Regions from separate parts of the Homo sapiens genome. Here region 1 is linked to region 2. A link is an interaction called in ENCODE POLR2A ChIA-PET data of the cell type or tissue named here. Cell type or tissue: endothelial cell of umbilical vein. All regions are shown on one strand. Each heading gives the region's core, and the rest is flanking DNA. Links, peaks and the distances in the headings are about the cores only.

Region 1 (5,000 bases), core at 1-5,000, 270 kb before region 2:
CCACCCAGACCTGTAATGTGGCTCACCCAGATCTGTGATCCTATCCAGGAACAAAAGACAGCAATTAAACCCCACTTTGACCCCCTATGATTCCATCTCCAACCTGACCAATCAGCACTCCCCACTTCCCAAGCCCCTACCCACCAAATTATCTTTAAGAACTCTGATCCTCAACTTCTCAGGAAAACTGACTTGAGTAATAATAAAACTCCAGTCTCCCGCCGTGCCGGCTCTGTGTGAATTACTCTTTCTCTACTGCAATTCCCTTGTCTTGATAAACTGGCTCTATCTAGGCAGTAGGCAAGGTGAACCCACTGGGCAGATACAACTATCCATCCTGTAACAGGGTTATACTGTAACAAGGTGATTAAAATCAAATGATATTCAGATAGTGTCACATTTTAGAGAAAATCCAGGCAATGTAAAAATGACCATCCCAAGAGACCCAGCGATGACAGCCTTAGACTTTGGCCTGTCTGACTCTTCTACCTCCTGGACCAGCATCAAGTCTCCTTGCTGAAGCCCAGTTCCTCCAGCTGTAGCATGGGAATCACAATCCTACCTAGAAGGGTTGTTATGAAGATTGAATGAGATGATACAGGGAAAGTCCATGGCTCTGAAGAGCTGTACAAATATTTGTGGGGGAATGGATGACTCAGGGTCCAAGCAGCCTGATTAATTCTGCTACTAATAAAATCACAGCAATAATAATAACTGCTAGCAATTATTGAATACTTCCTGTATAAATTAGCTTTTACTGCATAACAAACAGCTTAGAAACAGAGCAGTTTAAAACAATACCTTTGTTTAATTCGTAATTTTACAGCAGTTTGTGCTGGGACTATCTGGGTGGTTCTTCTGGCATCTGTGGTTGTCTTCTGGATTGCGTGGGGCTAGTTGGTCTGGGTGGGAGAGGCCTGAGCATGGACAGCTGACCTGTGCTTTGCATGGCCTCTCCTCCTGCAGCAAGCTGGCTGGGCTGCCCACTTGTAGGTGCAGAGTTCTAGAGAGAGGGAACAAGGCCTTTTGAGGCCTGGATTCAAGTCTGTTGCACCATCACTTGTGCTACTTTCTATTTGGTTAAAGCAGCCAAAAACGAGCTCAGATGCAGGGGGTGGGAAAATAGAATTTACCTGTAACTTCCTGGGAGGAGATGCAACATCTCATTTCTAAGGCTGTGAAAACTCAGGGCCATGTTTTTCAGTCTACCACATTTACTTTGGTTCACATGCTGTTCCAAGTGCTAAATATGCATCATCAGCTCATTTAACCCCTGTAATAATTGTGGGTAGTTATATTATTTATGTCATTGTTGTTGTTTTTATCATCCCGTGGTGTGTGGGGTATGTGGTTTTGAGATCTCAAGGTGTTTTCACGTGGACATGGGAAGAAGGGACCAAGACGTGAGCTCTTTTTCAATAACTAAGACTTTGATACTCCCAACCCATGGAGTCCTATGAATGACCAGGGGGGTATATTGACAGCAGCCATGAATGGCTGAAGGGCTGCTCTGTCCATCCTCACAGCAAAGTTTCTAGTGTCGGGGCCATTGTGATCTTCATTTGCCAGAAGAGAAGACTGAGTCACAGAGGTTAAGTCCTGTGTTGAGGATACACATCTAGAAAGCGACAAAGATGAGGCCACCTGTGTTGGATGTCCTCCGTGGGCCCTTTGGATCCAGTTTTCACCTTCTCACCCTGTCCTGTGCCCCAGGAGGCTGCCTTGCACAGGCTGCATTGGTGGCTTCCCAACTTCCCACTTTCTGCTTGGGTTTGGCCAGTGGGAGGCATGGCAGAGGATCAGAGGGTGGCAGAAATGAGATCGGGGCATTGTTCCCTCAGCCTTATTTCTGCCTAGCACCTCTGCCAAAGGCCATAGCTCTTGTCACATGACCCTCGTTCTGTAGCTTCCTTCTCTGGGTTCTAGCACCTGTCACCCTGGCCATCCTCCTGTAGATCTGCAGGTGGTAACAGCCACTGTGATACTACCTGGGGGTTCTGCACTATCCCTTGTTGGCTTCCTTAAATTCTGCCTACACCTTTGGAATTCCCTGTGTTAAACTTTCCTCAAATTACCTTCTTTTAATATATACCATCTGATTCTTGCTGGGACCCTGATTAAAGTGCCACCTGACTCAGTAGTCTCTGTGTTTAATATTGAAAAGGTGAAAAGACCGGAATACTAATGACAAAATTGCTAGATGATACTCAGAGCTGAGCTCCTTGAAGGATGAAATCAAAAGTCTAAGATGAAAATGAGACAAAGTGAGGTTGTCTCCATGCCGGCCAAAGGCACAAGGGCCTGTTTCTGTCTGGATGAACACCAAGCATTGAAGACTGTTTCTGTGTTATTTCCAAAGAGCTTGAATTGCATTTTAATTAATTTGCCTTGAAATTAACATACTCCACTTCTTCTTGAGCCAAACTCAAACTTTCCAGCATATCTTATTGCAAGGAAATGCTTCCATAAATCAGGGTGAATGTGGCATTGGAAACAGAGCAGAGAGGGAGATATTTATATATGAGTATTTCATATTCTGCTCTTGTGCAAAACTTTAAAAATATATTTGCAAAAGGCATATTCCAGACTGGCAGCCAGCAAATCCTCTGAGGACGTTCTGAGTGTGGCTGTTCCTCTACCTCTAAGTGACACATCCGATCCGGACACACCTGTTTATGCAGGATCGTGGGGACAGGAGAGGGAAGTTAAATTAGACCTGGGTTCTAGCCCAAGCTGTGCCATGCACTAGCTGTGTGACCTATGGTATGTTATTTAGCCTCTTTGAGCCTCAGTTTCCTCATATGTAAGCTAAACCAAGAGATTCAAAGGGGAAGCAAAGAGAGAAAAGTTCCTCATTGTGCTCAGGCAACCCCTCTACTCTCCAGCCACCATATTTTCCACTGGATGGTCTCTAGCTGGGACCTCAGCACCTATGAGGACCCCAGACTCTCAGATCTGCACTCATTGCCTGGATAGACTTGGAGTAGCTAAAGGGCTGTCCACAGAAGTGGATCTTCTTATGGAAATGGCCAAGAAATTTAATTGCAGAGTGATTGAGAGGATGTCTTGTGGAAGAATGCATTCACTTTTTTGTTTAAATTCTGACTCTATTGCTTATTATAATAGCTAAGTACCAGCAGGGAGGCGATCTCACTTCTCTGGTGCCCCCATTCCCGGACTGTGGGATGGGAACACTAATAGCTCTCTCAGAAGGCTGCCAAGAGGGTTCAGTAAGATGCGATGCACATGAAGCCCTGAGCCATTGCGTAGCACTAAGGAAGAGCTCAAAGTGTGGCAGCAGAAGCCAAGCCACAAGAGAAAAATATGTGTTCATGTACTCAATAAGCATTTACCGCACACCTGCCTAATGTTTAGATGCTGTATAAAGAAGGCGATAGGGTGATGAAGGAGGTTGACATCGTCTCTGCCTTTATGGGAAGACATTATAGGAATGACACAGTAGCTAAAGAATTACAAGTTTTAATAAGCCTAAGGAGAAAACAAATAAGAAGAAAGAGAATCAAGGGAGGGCTCCTAATTTAGGGAGAGAGTGATCAAGAAAGGAAGTGGCATTTATATTGGACATTGTATTAGTTAAGGGGATGGCAGCTTCTATGCAGGTAAACCCGAATCACAATGCCTAACACAAGATGAGTTTATTTCTTGCTCTTGTGATGCTTGACTGTATTTGTTTGGCAGGCATTTTTCCAGATGGTGATTCAGGAACCCAACTTCCCTTGATCTTGAGCTCAGCCGTAATAAGATGATATCAACATATAGAAATCAATTATACTTTTATACACTAGCTATGAGCAATCTGAAAATGAAACTAAGAAAATTATTCCACTGACAATCGCATCAAAAATAATACAATACTTAAGAATAAAGTTAGCTAAAGAAATGTAAAATGTCTACTCTGAAAACTACAAAACATTGTTGAAAGGTATTAAAAAATATCTAAAGAAATGGAAACACGTCCTGTGTTCATGGGTTGAAAGACTTAATATTGTTATGACTGCAGTACCCTCAAATTGGTGCAGATTAAATGTAATTACTGTCAAAATCCCAGCTGGGTGTTCTGTAGAAATTGATATGGGGATTCTAAAATCATATAGAAATGCAAGTCACCCAGAATAGTCAAAAAAGTCTTGTGGCCGCGTGTGGTGGCTCACGCCTGTAATCCAAGCACCTTGGGAGGCCGAGGAAGGTGGATCACTTGAGGTCAGGAGTTCAAGACCAGCCTGGCCAACATGGAGAAAGCCCATCTCTATTAAAAATACAAAAATTAGCCAGGTGATAGTGGTGCTTTCCTGTAATCCTAGCTACTTGGGAGGCTAAGGCAGGAGAATTGCTTGAGCCTGGTAGGCAGAGGTTGCAGTGAGCTGAGATTGTGCCACTGTGATCCAGTCTGGGCGATAGAGTGAGACACTCTCTCAGAAAAGGAAAAAGAAAAAGAAAAAAGTCTTGTAAAAGAAGATCAAAGTTAGAAGATTCACCATTCTAATTCAAACCCTGCTACAAAGCTACAGGAATCAAGACTCTGTGGCACTGGCGTGAGGGGAGGCATATGGGTCAATAGAACACATAGAATGCATTTAATGAACTCCATGGAATGAAATACATTTATGGGCAATTGCTTTTTAACAATGGGGAAAGAATAGTCTTTTCAACAAATGGTGCTGGGACAACTGCATACCCACATGCAAAAGAACAAAGTTGGACTGCTACCCTACACCACATAAAAAATAAACTCAAATGGATAAAAGACTGAAATACAAGAGCTGAAACTATAAAAATTCTAGAAAAAACATCGGTGAAAATCTTTACAACCTTGAATTAAGTCATGTTTAAAAAAAAAGACATAAAAATAAGCACACCATCCCCAACTGATAAATTATTCTTAATCAAAAATTTTAAAAAATATGCTTCAAAGAACATAATCAAGAAAGTTAGAAGAGAATCCATAGAATGGGAGAAAATATTTTTGGTGTATATGTCTG
Region 2 (8,147 bases), core at 2,970-7,969:
GTGTGGTGAGGACACACCTCTACTCAGCCACCATGCGTGCCTGAGCCTCAGACCAACTCTTCCATCAAACATTCTGCCTCCAGCTTTAGTCTCATCACACTGGCCAGCAGGGTGTCTCTCTCTGGGGTTCTTTCTCGCTAACCCCTGGACAGTTCCTGCCTTCTCTCAATGGTCCCCACACCTCACCCCTGCCTTCTCTCAGGGGTCCTCACACTCACCCCTGCCTTCTCTCAGGGGTCCTCACGCCTCACCCCTGCCTTCTCTCAGGGGTCCTCACGCCTCACCCCTGCCTTCTCTCAGGGGTCCTCACGCCTCACCCCTGTCTTCTCTCAGGGTCCTCACACCTCACCCCTGCCTTCCTTCAAGCATCCTCACACCTCCAGAATTTTCCTCCCATCCCTTCTAAGCATGTGCACAGGGCCGAACTCTTCTGTCCTGTAGGGCTCCACCCCAAAGGCCTCCTGGGTGCCACCCCTCACCCTGCTTCTGGCCCTGTGGGCCTTTCTCTAGATTTTGGGGTCAGCTCTTATCCCCCCAACTACAACATCAAGACTTCCTTGAGGGCTTCCTTGTGGGCCCTTGGCCAAGAGTCCAGCATAGACAGGTTGGGGTAACTTTGAGGTTCTGGGAACAGAGCACCTGCCCGAGACTAAAGGTTCAATCCATCTCTGCTCAGCAAAGCCAGGCATGATGTGCTCGCCAAGGCCCTCGGCAAGAGAGGCAGTGGAGCCTTCAGGACGCTTGGAGGGGCTTGGCGAGGTCCATCCTGAGAGACCTGGGAGGGGCCCGCAGCTCAGCTTCAAGTGGGGAGAGTGGAGAGGAGACTTGGGGGCCACACAGGTGCCCAGGGAGGAGAATGGAGGCAGGGAGGGAGGCCTGGAGGCCCGGACGCGGCCGTTAGATGGCTTCAGAGTGTGGCTTCCTGACCCTTGCAGCTCACGATACGATCGCCCAATGGAGCAAAGAAGAACACCCCAGGGAAAGAAAGAGGATGGAGAGGGGGCCCTCTTTGGTCTCCTGCTTACAGAAACATTGGTTTTCTAGTGCAGCTACTTCCTGCTAATTTATTCTAAGGACACAAGATGGGCTCAGCCACCCCCTGGAAGCTACTCCCATTCCCCTCAAACGGCTGGCACCCAAAGTGGACCGCAGGCTTCACAGCTGGGGCTCTAGGGCCAGGCAGGCCCAAAGCAGCATCTCAGATTTCTGTCCTTGCTGGAGTTTGACCTTGGGCAAGACACACAGCTGTCCTGAAGCTAACGAGTCTTGTTTCTAAACTGGGGTAATAATGGCACCCACCTGGCGGTTGGTGGAAAAGGCTGAATAGGATGTGTGCTCCCAGTGCTCGGGCCAGAGCCTGCCACTTAGCATTTGCTCAATAAATAAGAGAAAGACTGGTGGGAGGAGGAGAGTTAGAGCACCACCCTCCCTGAAACAGAGGTGCAGAATGGCCAGGAGTGACAGGCACCACTTGCACAGCTCAGGACACACACCCAGAGCCACCTCTGATGGTTAATATTAAGTGTCAACCAGATTGGATTGAAGGATGCAAAGTATTGTCCCTGGGCGTGTCTGTAAAGGTGTTGTCAAAGGAGATTAACATTTGAGTCAGTGGACTGGGTGAAGCAGACCCACCCTCAGTGTGGGTGGGGACTATCTAATCCATTGCCAGTGCAGCTAGAATAAAGCAGACTTGCTGAGTCTTGTGGCCTCCATCTTTCTCCCGTGCTGGATGCTTACTGCCCTCGAACATCAGACTCCAAGTTATCCAGCTTTTGGACTCTTGTGCTTACACCAGTGATTTGCCAGGGGCTCTCGGGCCTTTGGTCACAGACCGAAGGCTGCACGGTCGGCTTCCCTACTTTGGAGGTTTTGGGACTAAGAGTGATTCACCACTGGCTTCTCAGCTCCTCAGTTTGTAGACAGGCTTTCGTGGGCCTTTACCCTGTGATCATAAGAGTCAATTCTCCTTAATAAACTCCCTTTCATATATACATATATTCTATTAGTTGTACCCCTCTAGAAAACTCTGACTAATACACCACCCTCAGTGCTCCTGTTCTTGACTAATCAGCCAGAGGCCAATCACAGAGGTTGGGGCTCATGGGAAGAACAAGGGAGGGGCCCCACCCTGGAGGAGGCCCAGGTCCGTTGAGATGAGATCTGCATGTAAATGCCATGGAATGCATCCCTGTCCCTGCACTTGGATCCAAAATGGGCCCTCTGCGGATGTGGACTGGTAGGACTATTGCACTTGGCATTCTGAGATCTTGGTTGGATTGTTCTTCATAAGAAACACCATTGCTATTGTAATTAAATAGAACAAAAATTAAGTCATGGATATAAAGAAGGCCCTCAGGTTGGACAAAATCATTCCTTTGCCTACATTCCTGAGACCCACCGAGGGGACCGCCTTGTGCCCAGTCCAGCTGGGAGGACCAGAGCAGCAGGGATGGGGTTTGCGTGCATGCTCAGCCCCACCATCAGCTCTGACCTTTTCCTGAGGCAGCTCCAAGGGAAATTTATCAGGATGCTGTGGCTTGGAAGGGTTACTTATTTGTGGAGGGATAACTCTAAGAGGTTTAAGTAAACTTCCTCTCTTTTAAAATTTCATTTTGGTAAATGTCTCTATGTTTCTCACCCGTCTCTGCCTCGTCTCTCTCGGGAATCACCAAAGCTGCAGGTGCCTGGTGGTCATCCCACACGGGGTCTTCCTTCCTCTGTACCCTCCCTTCCTACCTGGTTGTCTCAATCGGAACCCCCAAGTGCAGTCTTAGTCTTATTTTCTATTTTATTTATTTATTTATTTTGAGACGGGGTCTCACTCTGTCACCCAGACTGGAGTGCAGTAGCACGATCTCAGCTCACTGCAGCCTCCACCTCCCAGGTTCAAGAGATTCTCCTGCCTCAGCCTCCCGAGCAGGTGGGATTACAGGCACCCACAACCATGCCCGGCTAATTTTTTATTTTTAGTAGAGACAGGGTATCACCATGTTGGCCAGGCTGGTCTCGAACTCCTGACCTCAAGTGACCCGCCTGCCTCAGCCTCCCAAAGTGCTGGGATTAGAGGCATGAGCCACTGTGCCCGGTCAGTCTTATTTTCTAATCAAAGTTATTTGAGCTCTTGCAATGGCCCCTTCCTATATGGATACCGCAGTATAAAACATGATCATTTTCTTAAATGTGGGAACTGTCTCCTTGGTCTGAGGAAATGCAGGTTCAAATCCCAGCTCAGCCACTGCTTAAGTGGATAACCTTGGTCAGGTTATTTAGCTTGCCTATGTAGGGTTTCTCAGTGTTTCACACTGTGCTAATAGTGCATATAGGGGAAAGCATATGGTTACCAGGAGTTCCCAGACGAAAGCAGACTATCATAAACCTAAATTCATTCCCAAGTCATAGGGTTTATCTTGGAAATGCACACCATTTTTTATGCTGATAATCTATTGCTGTCGTAGACACGTTATTTGCCTACTCAATGTCCATTTTTCTCCCTCATTTACAGAATCTCTTAATTATTGGGTGCTTTGACGGTTAATCACTGAACAACAAAGAATCACTTAATAATTGGATGCCTATCTAAAAACACTTCCCAAACTCCTTTGCATATAGACATGACCAACATGCCGAAGTCAATATGTAGGGGTTTCCAGGAAGGCTCTTTAAGAAGAACTAATTCGCCTGGAAGATTCCTCTCACCCCTTCCTCCTTCCTCCTGCCCGGATGTGATGACAAGCACTTCAGCAGCCATTTTGTGCTAATGAGGCAATCTCTAAGTGAAGCGACATGTTTTGGATGGTGGAGCAGAAAGGAAAATAAGCTCGGGTATTGATGACACCAAGGGGTCACCATTCCTTCACATAAAGAAGGAACTCCCAATTCATGTGAGCCACTTGTATTTTAGGTCTCTATTATCAGCAGCTAAGTATAATTCTGAGATCAGTTATGATGATTGTTTCAGTGTAAAAATATTTGCAACAACTCACCATGGAGCAAACTAATGCTCTGGAAATAAGTGTCCTCACTCTTCTAGGTGTTCTGTCCCCCAGTTCACTGTGTCCCTCCCCGGCATGCATGCCCCAGAGAAAGAAACCTGGTATGGTGGGGGCCATGGCCTGCACTTCCACTCAGAACCACCCCTGCTCTGCCCCCTGCCCTTCTGATGGAGCGAGCACCCCTGGGGCACCACCTATAACTCCAGACCGAAAAGTGCTCTTTCCTTGCCTGGCTGAGAGTGGCTCCCTGGCCAACATGATGAGGGCCAGCTAGGAGAGGGGATGGAGCCCCGGCAGTGAGCTGTGTCCCCAACGTCAACTTGACTGCTGATGGGCTGGGTGATGTTGAGTGTGATCTTTGACCTCTTTGGTATCCTTGACTTCCTTCATACATTGAGGGGGTTGAAGCAGATGTCCCCTCCTGAGACACAACTCACAAGGACCTTGGAGTGATGTGGTGATGAATTGGAGCTTTATGGTCACAGAGAGTTGAGTTCAAATCTTGACGGTGTTATTCACCTGCTGTTTGAACCTCTGGTTTCTGTAGCATTTCTCTCTAGCACTGTGTTCATGACATGGGGATAATGAGACACCCACCTCACACAGTGCGGGTATAAGAGTTTGCTGGGGCGGTCACAACAAAGGGCCATAAACCAGGTGGCTTAGAACCACAGAAATTTATTCTCCCATGTTCTGGAGGCCACGAGTCTGAGATGGAGGTGTCGGCAGGGCTGGTTCCTTCTGGGGCTCGAGGGACACTTTGCTGCAGGCCTCGCTCCAGTTCCTGGTAGCCTCAGGGGTTCCGTGGTTCCTAGAGCACCGTCTCCTCCCAGTCTTCACATCGCCTCCCCTCTGTGCATGTCCATCTCTGCATCCAGATTCCCCCTTCTATAAGGACCCAGTCATACCTAGGAGGCCCACCACCCTGTGACACTGTCTCAAGCTGATCATCTACATAAGGCCTTATTTCCACATAGGGCCACATTCACAGGTATCGGGGGTTAGGACTTCAATGCTTTTTTGGGGGGACAGAATTCAATCCATAAGAGGAGTTGGCTTATTCATGTCAAGTCCTGCCCTGCAGCCTCTGAAGGTGCTAATCCCCCAGTCATATTCTCTGTTGCCATTATTCTCTACCCTGTTGTCAACGGAGTAGGTTTTCATTGACAAGAGCAAAGAGGGCTGCACCCATGCCACTCATTCCACTGTGGAGGTTTGCAGCTGACAGTGGCAAACCTTGCTGACTTGGTGAAATCATTCTCTGACCTAAATGGTTGACTGGGAGCTGGAGCTGACCTCCTCCTTCACACTTGTTGGACGGACAGACCTAGCCAAGGGGTCAAAAGTTCCAAATCTCTCCAAATTCCTCAGGCCTTGAGATTGTATTTTACCGCGGAATGAAATTTATTCGAAGGTTTCTTCATTTTGCACAGACCTTGCCAGAACATGCCATGCAGAAAGAGTGGCTGGAAATTCTAGTCAGGCCCCAGCTTTGTCTGTTTTGAAATTGGTTCCTCTTCTTCTGATTCCCCGCTTCCTATCTGTAGGGAAGAAATTCAAAATATTCACCATTTTCCACCTGTCTTCACCACTTTGAGGTTTCTGAACATGGCGGCTCTTTGGAAACAACTAGAGAAATAGGCAGTTGCCATTCTGTTTGTGAGCAGAGAGGGGCCTGCTTGTGGCATTTTTGGATTCAACACTCACTGGGCTTCTCCCAATGTCCTTGATAAATAAATCATCTTTAAATGAGACAGTCTTTGAATAGCTGAGCAGTGACCTAAAAAATTAAGGCTATTAGGAAATGGGAAACACGTCAGCCTCTGAGTCACTGGTTCTTTTTATTTTTCATGTATGTGTTGAATCTGTGTGAAATTCCTTCCCCCCCCCCACCCCCAATTATGAATAGAAACCAATGTGTTTTTCAGTTGGGCTTTTTTTTTTTTTTTTTTTTATGAGGTTTTTCCCACAGACAAAAGGGATTTTCACTTTCAGGAAGAAGGGTTGCCAAAGAACAGAGGTCTGTAAGATGGAAGTGGATTGGGGCCACGCGTCTCCTCTCCAGATTCAGCCTTGGCGTGCTGTCCTCTGCCGGATACCCGGGCTTTTTTTTTTTTTTCTTGAGCCTCTTGCAGCTTAGAGAAAAACACCCCAAAGTAGGAGTCAGAAGATGCAAGTCTAGCCTCCATCACCGTGGCTCACTGGTGATCCAGCGTGGAACCCGCCTTTGCTCATCGGACGCAAGTCTAGCCCCCATCACCGTGGCTCACTGGTGATCCAGCGTGGAACCCGCCTTTGCTCATCGGACGCAAGTCTAGCCCCCATCACCGTGGCTCACTGGTGATCCAGCGTGGAACCCGCCTTTGCTCATCGGACGCAAGTCTAGCCCCCATCACCGTGGCTCACTGGTGATCCAGCGTGGAACCCGCCTTTGCTCATCGGACGCAAGTCTAGCCCCCATCACCGTGGCTCACTGGTGATCCAGCGTGGAATCCGCCTTTGCTCATCAAATATCAGTTGGCTCATCTGGTGCTGTTCCGCTCAATTAGCAGCTAAACTGGCCTTGGCGCTGAGAGTCTGAACACTGCAAGATATGCAGAGAGGAAAAAATCTCCGCAGCTCTCAGAAGCCTGGATGGGAAGGCCACTGATGAGGGAAGAAGAACAGAGGAGGTGGCGTGGCACTGGACACGGGAGGACAAGGGAGCCTCTTCCCCAGGCCACGGGGAAACGGACAGAGGGACACTAGAGGCAGCCGGTGCATCAGGGTCTGCCTGAGAGACTAAGAACCTGGCCTCACAGATCCACAATCTCTTTTCAGCAATTCCAATATCCCAAACGTGAAAATCTAATAAAAAAATAATAAAAGCTCAACTGGCAGCGAAACTTGCTACCCTGAACATGCGTGAGACTGTCTTTAATCTCAGTTTCTCCCTCTTAGCTTGAATGCTGAAACACTCCCTGCAGAACTGTTCGTGAAAGGCTGCCCCAAACCCTGTGGGGAGTTATATTATGTGGGGTCTGTGCACCATGTTACCTTCCACGACCCATGACACTTCTGAATTATGCATGCATCTGGCCCCAGGGGTTTCAAATAAGGGTTTGGGGACCTGAAATAATCTCATTTGGAATTGTCACCAGTAATCAAGTGTCCCCATGCAATGTATCAGAGTTGCAAAGTGCTAGCCTGTAGGATGACCTGGAGATAGATTTTATTGAGTGACCACTGTGTTTTCAATTTTTTGGTGTCCTTGGTTGGGAGCAAGGTCATACCTAACCCCTGCTGCCTCCTTCCTTTGGGTACCTGCATGCTCTTGAAGGCATTTGAGGTGACAACCCTGCCATGTGAAACAATGTCCCTGCAGGGAGAGAACTGATGACTGAGATGGGCTCCCCAAATCGCCAGCCTTGCACTCATTCATTGTGCAAGCAACGGCAGAGTGATGTTTGCTTACAATATTTGTGATCTGACAGCAATGTTTAAGTGTTAGTTATTAGTAAAATACTAGGGGGAGCCTTCCAGAGCTGAGTTACTTGCACTGCCCAGTTTGTTCTCTGGCTGGGTGTTGACTGGGCACTTCCTTGGGGTGTCCTGAGTAGGTATTTCAGTACCCTACTTCCGGGGCTATCTTCAGGGCTACGCAGCCCTGTGGCACTGCTCTCAGACCCACTTTACAGATGAGGAGGCCAAGCCTTAAAGATGGTTCATCACTCGGCCCCAGGTTCTACAGTAAAAATGGAAGGACTTGGGTTGCAACCTGGCCTTCTGTCCCGGCTCTTTCGTAGCACAGTGCAGTGCTGCAGAATAGAAGGATGCTCGAGGACGTCGCTTTGGGATTAATGTCCCCGTTGAAAACTTGCAGCCCAGGGCCACCTGCACTTACAACACGGCCTGATGGTGGCAGACAAGGCTTCCTTCTGCTTCCCGCCTGCATCTCAGCCACACACGATTATTGAAAACACACTGAGTGCCAGCGGTGGCTGCTGAGGGCAGACTGGTGAGCAGAGGAATAAGGCCCTTGTCCTCCTGCAGCTTAGAACCCACTGCAGTGAGTCAGATGTCGAGGAAGCAGTGGAAGATACAGGGGAGCTAATTCCAGATGGTGGAGAGGGCTGCAGGGGGAGTCAGTGAGACGAGTCAGCTGGGCTCCTG

Evidence for each region. ChIA-PET counts read pairs that join two places held together with the same protein. Peaks named below come from ENCODE experiments on the same cell type or tissue, not always from the same donor. Only the 100,000 strongest peaks of a DNase experiment are listed, where the experiment ranks them.
Region 1: POLR2A ChIA-PET joins it to region 2 with 9 read pairs; 2 of 35 experiments call an interaction of 5 or more read pairs at or near these places.

Annotation. Positions count from the first base shown.
Region 1 is chr16:87,104,734-87,109,733 of GRCh38, reverse strand. No RefSeq gene overlaps it. Among named protein-coding and RNA genes, the nearest start is that of LINC02181, 49 kb to the right of the region's middle. In endothelial cell of umbilical vein, for the core only: no CTCF peak of the experiment used is centred there; no DNase peak of the experiment used is centred there; H3K27me3 peaks cover 342 bases.
Region 2 is chr16:86,834,601-86,842,747 of GRCh38, reverse strand. No RefSeq gene overlaps it. Among named protein-coding and RNA genes, the nearest start is that of LINC02188, 120 kb to the right of the region's middle. In endothelial cell of umbilical vein, for the core only: no CTCF peak of the experiment used is centred there; a DNase peak (open chromatin) is centred at 5,897; H3K27ac peaks cover 1,795 bases.